Linked DNA regions of Homo sapiens: region 1 is linked to region 2. The links are chromatin contacts, found by Hi-C or POLR2A ChIA-PET in ENCODE. All regions are on one chromosome and are shown on one strand. The core of a region is the stretch at or near the end of the contact, and the rest is flanking DNA. Distances in the headings are between cores, read along the strand shown. Region 1 overlaps CABLES1 (Cdk5 and Abl enzyme substrate 1). Region 2 overlaps ANKRD29 (ankyrin repeat domain 29).

Region 1 (4,215 bases), core at 1,062-3,561, 390 kb after region 2:
CATTGTGCCACATAGCTTAACAGCTCAGGCAACTGCTCAGTCTTTATGTGTGAGTGAAAAGCAGGCAAGACCCATGGTCTTTGCTGTCCCTCTCTTTTGGAAGCCTAGAACGTTGGAGTTGCATGCAGAAAGGAACTCTGAATGGTGGAGATTCGCTCCAAAAGAATCTTTTAAAAACTCCAGTGAGAAAGAATGAAGCAGAAGTCCCAGTGGAGTGTGATGAAATCTTGGTATTTTCTAAGATCATTGTTCTGAATTCTCATTAAAATGGTATATTAAAAATAGAAATATCTGTTTGGCTGAAATGCCAGCACTAACTCTCCAGCACCAGGAAATAGAGCTAGAGAATGTCGAACTGCAGCTGAAAGTAATTAAAAGCAAACTGAAGTTGAAGTTTTCACTTTCTTTGAAAGAGCCAGATTTTTCCCAGACACATCTAGTGTTCAAATACTAATTTATTTTTTAATAATTTTTGAGATGGAGTTTTACTCTTGTTGCCTAGGCTGGAGTGCAGTGGTGCGATCTCGGCTCACTGCAACCTCTGCCTCCCAGGTTCAAGCGATTCTCCTGCCTCAGCCTCCCGAGTAGCTGGGATTACAGGCGCCTGCCACCACACCCGGGTAATTTTTGTATTTTTAGTAGAGATGGGGTTTCACCACGTTGGCCAGGTGGTCTTGAACCCCTGAACTCAGTTGATCCGCCCTCCTCAGCCTCCTAAAGTGCTGGGGTTGCAGCCGTGAGCCACCGTGCCTGGCCCTACTAATTTACTTATATTCCACTTCCTTTTAAAAATGGCATAGAGGCAAGTTCAAATACTACACATGAATATTGTCTAAAGTTGTGTATATTAGGTTAAAATGTTGCAGCTTTTACTCAGAGGTGAACACGGTTAGTCAGGTTATAGGAAGTGATCTCATTTCTACAGACACCCTAACTGAACTACTGGCAAGGAACTGTGGACGATGCAAGGTTGTCATTCCTTCTCTCTACAGTCCTGGGTAGCGCTGCAGCTTAGCCACATGTACCTAGAGGAGCTGCTTTCACATTCTGTGCAAGTTTGTGAACTTCTGCAGAGGCTGTAGGCAACAAGCACACTGAAAATCCAGCACAAAGATATATACTTTTTTTTTTTTTTTTTTTAAACAAAGGCTGACATTTAAAACTGGCCCACGGGGGTGGGGGAGTGGGAGTGACTGGAGGGGGTAAAAGGGAGGGACTCAGAAGATGGGGGTGGGGATTAAAACAGGAGGTAAAAGCACATTTGGGGAGACAGCCAAGCAGCAGTTATACCGTTAAGCAATGAGCAGAAAAACAGGCTGGTTCATTTTGGGAGTGTAAACTCATCCTTCATAGGATGGCACCAAAATTAATTTAATGTAGCTCTCCTTGAATGCCTGTAATTTCACTGTTAGAAACCCCTGGACCCCTGTCTTAGTTTTGGCTTCTTCAGCACAAAGCACACATGCACAGCTGTGGAGTCACCTGATCAAAGCAGGTGGCTAATCTAGCTATCTTGGGGCCAAAGGGGAATACCTAGGTCATTATTAATCATAAAACGGCCGACTCTGGACTTCATCTTTTGTAAAAGGCAAAATGATTTTTAGTTTCCTCTTCTGTGGCTCCCTGGCAGAGGCCCAGCCAGCTGCTCACTGAGCCATAATGCATGAAACAGATTCTGACAGGAAAACAAGATTCCCTATTAGATAACAAGAAGTTCAAGCTATGGCCCTTTCCTCAGGGAGCATGATCAATGAACTAATTAATATTACTCTCTTAAAAAAAGACAAGACTTAAATATCTAACACCTGGAAACTAGATGGAAAAAGTGTGATCCAATTAACTAGGTTCCAAGGCTTTCTGCTTCCAAAATGGAGTGGTCCTGACTTCTCTCCACCATCCTTTCTCTAATGGTGCTCTAAGCCCAAGAACTTGGAACACCTGCCAGGAGCTCCACTAGGCGCTAGCTCTTCAAAGGACAACAATAGGTTGAACACTTTGATGTGTCAATAATTTAAAAGCCAATTAAATATTAACAGGATTTCCAGACCCTTCAAAGAGAATAAGGAGTGAGAGATTTCCTGCACCTAAAGCAAAGCCTGAAAGCTGGATTACGAAAGGAAATACCACTTGTGAGCTAAATTTTAATTAAGAGATTACACATGGGCCGGAAGTCGACGACACAAGTCTTCCCCTTAGCTTAAGAGTCCCGTTTGTTGCCCTTCCGATACAGTGCAGCTGCCATCTTGGACCAGGCCTGCTTGCTGACATCAAGCAGAAGGTGCCTCCAGAGTTCAGAGACAATGGAACAGGGTCCACAGTTGATGGACAAAAGTGAAGTCAAAAGCAGCTTTTAGTCTAGAAGTCCCTTCCCACTCCCACTCAGGACTCCATCGATAAGCCATAAGCCATCCCCTGCAAGGGCAACTGGCAGACAATGAAGGGGTCTTAACGTAGCTTATGACCAAATCTTTGTCTAAAGGCAGCTCCTATAAACAGCCAGATAATGGCATGAGTCATCCATGAGATCATTCCAGAATCTGTCTCTGTGTGGGAATATGCTTGGTGTGAGGAAAGAAACACAATTTGTGAATGTGTAATTTTCCACAACAAAAATTTTCTGGGGAAAGTGGGTGGGGAGGAAGGGGGCATGGGCCTGGAGCCAGGCAGGGAGCATTTAGGCTTGAAGGCTCTAAGAATAGAAGACGCTGTTCTCTGTGTCGCAAAATGATCAACACTCAGGAAATGGACCCAAGCGGATGACCTCATCTGAATGCCCCCAATGCCAAAAGTTAAGGATATAAACACCATGTGGAAGCTGTTGACAATTTAAAAACACACCCCCCAGAGGCACCTTGCAACTCCACTGGGAAGCCATCTTCTTCATCACATGGTCTCTGATGCATCTGTAGTAAGTAAGTGACTCCTGCGACTATCATACAGTCAAGTATGGTTATCTTAAGGGGTGTGAACCTACACACACATCACAGAAACTCTTTTTGCTGGAATCATCTAGTTTGGTGATTTCACATAACCTCCAATCTCAAGTTTACTAGGTTCTCTCCTACTTTCTTCTGGTCGGATCCATGTGTACAGAAATACCAACCCACATCCAGATCTCAGGAAGTAAAGAGCACTTGGTGGCTGGTGTCGGTTCCCTTATGCATAGGGACAATTCTAGGACTAGTTCTCCATACAACACCTGCAGTCTCTCACTCACCAGTGGGTCGTGCTCTAGAAGCTCCTGGGCTGGCAAGTTGGAACTCAGAATGCATTTTTCATTGATGCAGTAAGTGGAGATTAGCCTACCCAAGGCTCTCTGAGCCTATAATGTAACTGAATCAGCCCAAAAGCAAAAACAAGAGCTCGGGTCATAGAAGCAAAAGGTCAGAGGGTGTATGAGGGTAAAAAAATAGGAGGAAGTTGAGTCTCTCCTCTTGGTTTCCTGGTCCAGGCTTGACCCTCAGGAACTTTTTTTTTTTTTTTTTGAGATGAAGTCTCACTCTGTTGCCCAAGCTGGAGTGCAATGGCACGATCTTGGCTCACTGCAACCTCCACTTCTCAGGTTCAAGCAATTCTCCTGCCTCAGCCTCCCGAGTAGCTGGGACTACGGGCACATGCCACCATGCCCGGCTAATTTTTGTAATTTTAGTAGAGATGGGGTGTCACTATGTTGGCCAGGCTGGTCTTGAACTCCTGACCTTGTGATCCGCCCACCTCGGTCTCCCAAAGTACTGGGATTACAGGCATGAGCCACTGTGCCCAGCTGAGTAACACTTTAAAGGTCAAGTTTGTATTATTTCACCTTCTTCTCTGAACTTCCCTTTCCTTCTTAGGACTCCAGGACCCTTTCCCCTAAGCTATTCCTGTTTTTCACAATTCCTTCCCTCTCTCTACATGTAAATCCATAAATTCCTTTGCAGGGCCCAGGTTTCCCACTCCTGGCCCTATGGCGGTGGCACAGTAGCCCACAATGGGGGCTGGAAAGCGAGGGGAAGAGAAGTGGTCTTGGATAGAAGTGTTGGACAAGCTGTTTACTAAGTGGGGTCTGCCTATTTAGGAAAGTTGAGAAAGTTGCTTGCAACTCATTTTGTGAGCTGAGGGTCACCAAGCCAAACCACAAATCCACACTAGAAAAGAGAAGGCCGTGACTAATGTGGATAAAAGGCAGAAAGATTCAGGCTGGCCTTGGCAAGTGTTAGTTGAGGAAAAAGGAGC
Region 2 (4,390 bases), core at 218-2,717:
CTCTGAAGCAATATATCTCCACCTCATGGCCCAGTGTGCACAGAGATAGCAATATTGGGGAAATACTCCCAAATATACGCAGAGGAAATATTCCCCAAAATGCTGTCCTGCCGTAACTAGTTTATGTGCATCACTTCCTAGAAGACACAACAACAGATTCCACCTAAAATTAAGCCCCCTAAGAAATGAGGTGGCTTTGGAGGGTTCTGGACACCAGACTAGAAGAGTAGGAGAAATGACTTGAGTTCTCTGACCCGCAGACCCCACCTCAAAGAAAACTGCCTGCGTTCTATGGGAATGAAGGGTGTATTTTGTGAACATTAAGGTGTGACCCACTGGGAAAGCAAAGAAATGGACAGTCTTGGGGGAATAGGCCGGCTTCTCTCTGGGTTTGTGGAATTTGGTTCTGCTGTGGTGTATGTATACAGGTCAGCTGCTCCCCCAAGCCTTCAAAGCAAGGTTCCCACGCATCTTTCCATGAAGTCTGTACCACCCTTTTTGGTAAAAGATCCAGCCACAAAATGGATGATTTTATAAGCCAAAATTTGAATACTGGCAATTATTCAAGTAGCCCAGGCTCAGCCACGTGCCGTCTGCGTCCGTGGGCTACACACACCCCCTCTTTTCTCACTGCCTCCTGGGCGGTGTGGATCAGCTGCAGAGTGTGATCTGCGGTCAGGGAGTGCCTTCCCGGAGTTTTCGCTTTCAGACCCCTGGTGTTAAAGACGTTCTGTGAGCGGGTGGGGCCGGGCGCCCCAGTCACGGCGGCCGCCGCCTCCTCTTCCCGCAGGACGGGACAGCGCCCCTGTGGATCGCGTCCCAGATGGGCCACAGCGAGGTGGTGCGGGTGATGCTGCTGCGCGGAGCCGACCGCGACGCTGCGCGGAACGTGAGTGCCCGAGTCGCGCGGCCAAAGAGCGAAGCCTCCCGGCGCGCCTGTGTGGAGAAAACGGGTCTTGACTGAGTCTGCAGCCCACATGGGTTTCCTCCCAACCTCCTTCCTTGAGCAGGAAAACAAAGTCAAGGTCTGATTCGGTGCTGCTCGGTCTCTCTCCTCCTCCACCCGAGATGACCTTGGGACGCACTAGAGAGGGTGGAATCTTAGCCTTAGGCCTGAGGGCGGTAGAGACGGGGCCTCCCGCCTGTCCTGGGGGCCTCCCGCCTGTCCTGGGGGCCTCCCGGCTGTCCTGGGGCGTGTCCTAGGGGGATCCCCTGGCTGGTGCTGCGCCTCCTGCAGGCCCTGCCTCTTGCCCCTCCTCCCTGGAGCTGCAGACCCCTTGCACCCCGTCCCCTGTTGGCCCGCCGTCATCCACTGGCCTCTGCTGGTGCCACCTAATACTGCCTTTGTGTGCTGCACAGCAGGCCCTTTTCCCCATAAGGAAGGCTTGAAGAGAACCTGACCACCTATGCTGTTTGCTTTTTGTGTTTTACTGTGGCCTTTGTATAACCCTTGCTTACGTAACCCACCTTCCCCTCTCCAAGTCTAAGCTCCAAAAAAGGGAAATCACCAGACGCGTTCGCCACCATTTCACTGCCCTCTCTCTCACTCTTCTTCTTCCCACAATCTCTGAAGCCAGAAAAGACCCCCACCCCCCGCCCCCCAATTCATTCTTCCTTCTTTCTGATTACAGATAAACCCTAATGGCAGGCCGAAGTGGTTTCTTGGCTACGGGAGAATTATGGACTAAATCCTCCAAACACAGCGACTGATATGTGAAAATGGGAGAAAAAGGAATTTGGAAACTGTGTTCTTGAGCCAAAAAATAACGACAGAAGCTAAATATTAATTTTTGAATTTGGCTTTTCATTCTTTTTAGCAGATTTTATTTTATTTTTTTCTGAGACAGAGTCTCACTCTGTCACCCAGGCTGGAGTGCAGTGGCACGGTCTCAGCTCACTGTAACTTCCGCCTCTGGGTTCAAGTGATTCTCGTGCCTCAGCCTCCCGAGTAGCTGGGACTACAGGCACGGGCTACCACACCCGGCTATTGTATTTTTGGTAGAGACGGGGTTTCAAGTGACCCTCCTGCCTTGGCCTTCCAAAGTGCTAGAATTACAGGCGTGAGCCACTGCACCTGGCCTTTTAGCAGATTTTAATCTATCACCTCTGCCCCTAAGCCCCACTACCCACACACGGGCGGATGCCTAGAGCAGACTAGGGCAAGGCTGTATAAATTTTTTTAGAAACAGTAAATACAGCTCAACAATGATCTAAATTATTAAAGACAGTTAACCATTTCTGCTAAGTTATGAACAGCCGAGAATGCCTCTTTGGTCCAACCATGGCCTAAAAATATGCTCTTGAAATTCCCCTTGTCCCCTGCCCAGTGTTCTCAGGAACTGTAGAAGTATGAATTCCCAAATGGCAGAGTTCTAACATAATCTAAGTCACTGTTTATCTGATACTCTTTCATGCAGAATTTACTGCTTAATATTCTCTAAAATGCTCCTAGATTAAGAGACATTGCTGATCTGTGCTTAATTTACACGTCATTAGTTTCTGACAACGGTACTTTCCAGTTCCCAACTGACTGCTTTCAAGCAACACAGATATATGTTAATAATCAACTTTTATTTTCCTCTTTCTGTTAAGGATGGCACAACAGCATTATTGAAAGCAGCCAACAAAGGGTATAATGATGTCATAAAAGAGTTGCTTAAATTCTCACCCACTCTTGGTATTTTGAAGGTAAGACCTAAAGATAAATTTTACTAATCTGTAAGAGAGAGGTTAGAAAGTAAGTCCTCACTTGGGGACTGTGTCGAATTTGGGTGCAGTTAGCCTGGTTAGTTGGATTCTTGAAAGAACACACCTGCAGCTTCTTGATGCTGGAGATCCCAGGGGCTCTGGTAGAAGTGGGGAGGTGGTAGAAAGAGTGAACCACAGTCTGTCATTACCTAGTTTTGCAGAAAAAAAAAAATCGACAGTAGTAATGAAATAGCTAATTGGAAAGTATGCCATTTTGACACCATTTGGAGGATTTGTGAAATCAAGGAAGAAGAACAGACACTTATGTCTGTTCTCTTCATTTTCTTAAGCAAAGAACCACTCTGTTTTGTTCCCTTAAGTGAAATAAAATAAGCCTCAAACACCTGGAAGCCTCAGAAAATATGTCAGTATGGATACCTGGGTCACCTAAAAAACAGAGCCAAAACTCTTTTTTTAAGTTTTGATCTTTTTGTTTTGTTTTGTTTTGCTTTTTTGAGATGGAGTCTCCCTTTGTAGCCCAGACTGGAGTGCAATGGCACGATCTCGGCTCACTGCAACCTCTGCCTCCCAGGTTCAAGTGATTCTCCTGTCTCAGCCTCCCAAGTAGGTGGGATTACAGGCACGCTGCCACCACACCCAGCTTTTTGTATTTTTAGTAGAGACGGGGTTTCACCATATTGGCCAGGCTGGTCTTGAACTCCTGACCTCAAGTGATCCACTTGCCTCAGCCTCCCAAAGTGCTGGGATTACTGGCATGAGCCACCCTATCTGGCCTAAATTTTGATCATTTTTGATTAAAATATTTCTAACCTATATTATATATCAGGAGTCAGCAAACTTTTTCTGTAAAGTCTTAATAAATATTAGTATTTCTGTTTACTAATATAATTATATTATTGATTATATTAATTTTATTATATTATATTATTTATTATATTAATAGTAATGCTTACTAACATTTTAGTAAATATTACTAAATAGTAAATAGTAATAAATATTACTAATTACTAATATATTTACTACAGTAAAGATATATTTATTAATATATAAATATTACTATAGGAAATATATACTACAGAATGTATTTACTATACACTATATATATAGTATATATAGTATATATATATATATACTGTATATATAGTGTATATATATATATACTATATATATATAGTATAAATTTACATTTTTTCAGAGACAGGGTTTCACTCTGTTGCCCAAGCTTGAGTACAGTGATGCAATCATAGCTCACAGTAATCTTGAATTCTTGCGCTCAAGTAATCCTCCTGCCTCGGCTGGGACTACAGCCACACACCACTGCACCCATCTAATTTTTAAATTTGTTGTAGAGATAGGGTCTCACTATATTGTCCAAGCTGGTCTCAAACTCCCAGCCTTAAGCAATCCTCCTGCCTTGACCAGGAGGCATATTAGTATATGGCATATATTTACTATATATAGTAAATTATATACTGTAAATACATACTATATAATATATAGTACATATAGTATGGATGTATTATATACATACAGTATGTATAGAGTATACATACATACAGTATGTGTAGAGTATACATACATACATACGGTATGTGTAGAGTATGCATACATACATACGGTATGTGTAGAGTATGCATACATACATACGGTATGTGTAGAGTATGCATACATACATACGGTA

What was found. A loop is a pair of places that touch in the nucleus more often than their neighbours do. ChIA-PET counts read pairs that join two places held with the same protein, here RNA polymerase II (POLR2A). Pooled maps may share reads with other maps.
Region 1: a map with no recorded cell type shows a loop between it and region 2 (14-fold over the local background). The contact joins two enhancer-like sites. A Hi-C loop is called at or near these places in 9 of 37 single-sample maps with no recorded cell type and 4 of 50 pooled maps. POLR2A ChIA-PET finds 5 or more read pairs at or near these places in 1 of 52 experiments (AG04450).

What each region holds. Positions count from the first base shown.
Region 1 is chr18:23,225,672-23,229,886 of GRCh38, reverse strand. The region is part of intron 4 of CABLES1 (Cdk5 and Abl enzyme substrate 1); the gene reads right to left. Among named protein-coding and RNA genes, the nearest start is that of CABLES1, 92 kb to the right of the region's middle. RefSeq lists an enhancer at 3,135-3,234. Within about 2 kb of position 2,311, at least 20 of the 41 ENCODE cell types and tissues checked have a DNase peak (open chromatin) inside an H3K27ac peak, as active enhancers do.
Region 2 is chr18:23,616,030-23,620,419 of GRCh38, reverse strand. It overlaps ANKRD29 (ankyrin repeat domain 29), which reads left to right. Exons shown (of 10, transcript NM_173505.4): 7 at 791-889; 8 at 2,593-2,688. Among named protein-coding and RNA genes, the nearest start is that of NPC1, 32 kb to the right of the region's middle. Within about 2 kb of position 1,467, at least 10 of the 41 ENCODE cell types and tissues checked have a DNase peak (open chromatin) inside an H3K27ac peak, as active enhancers do.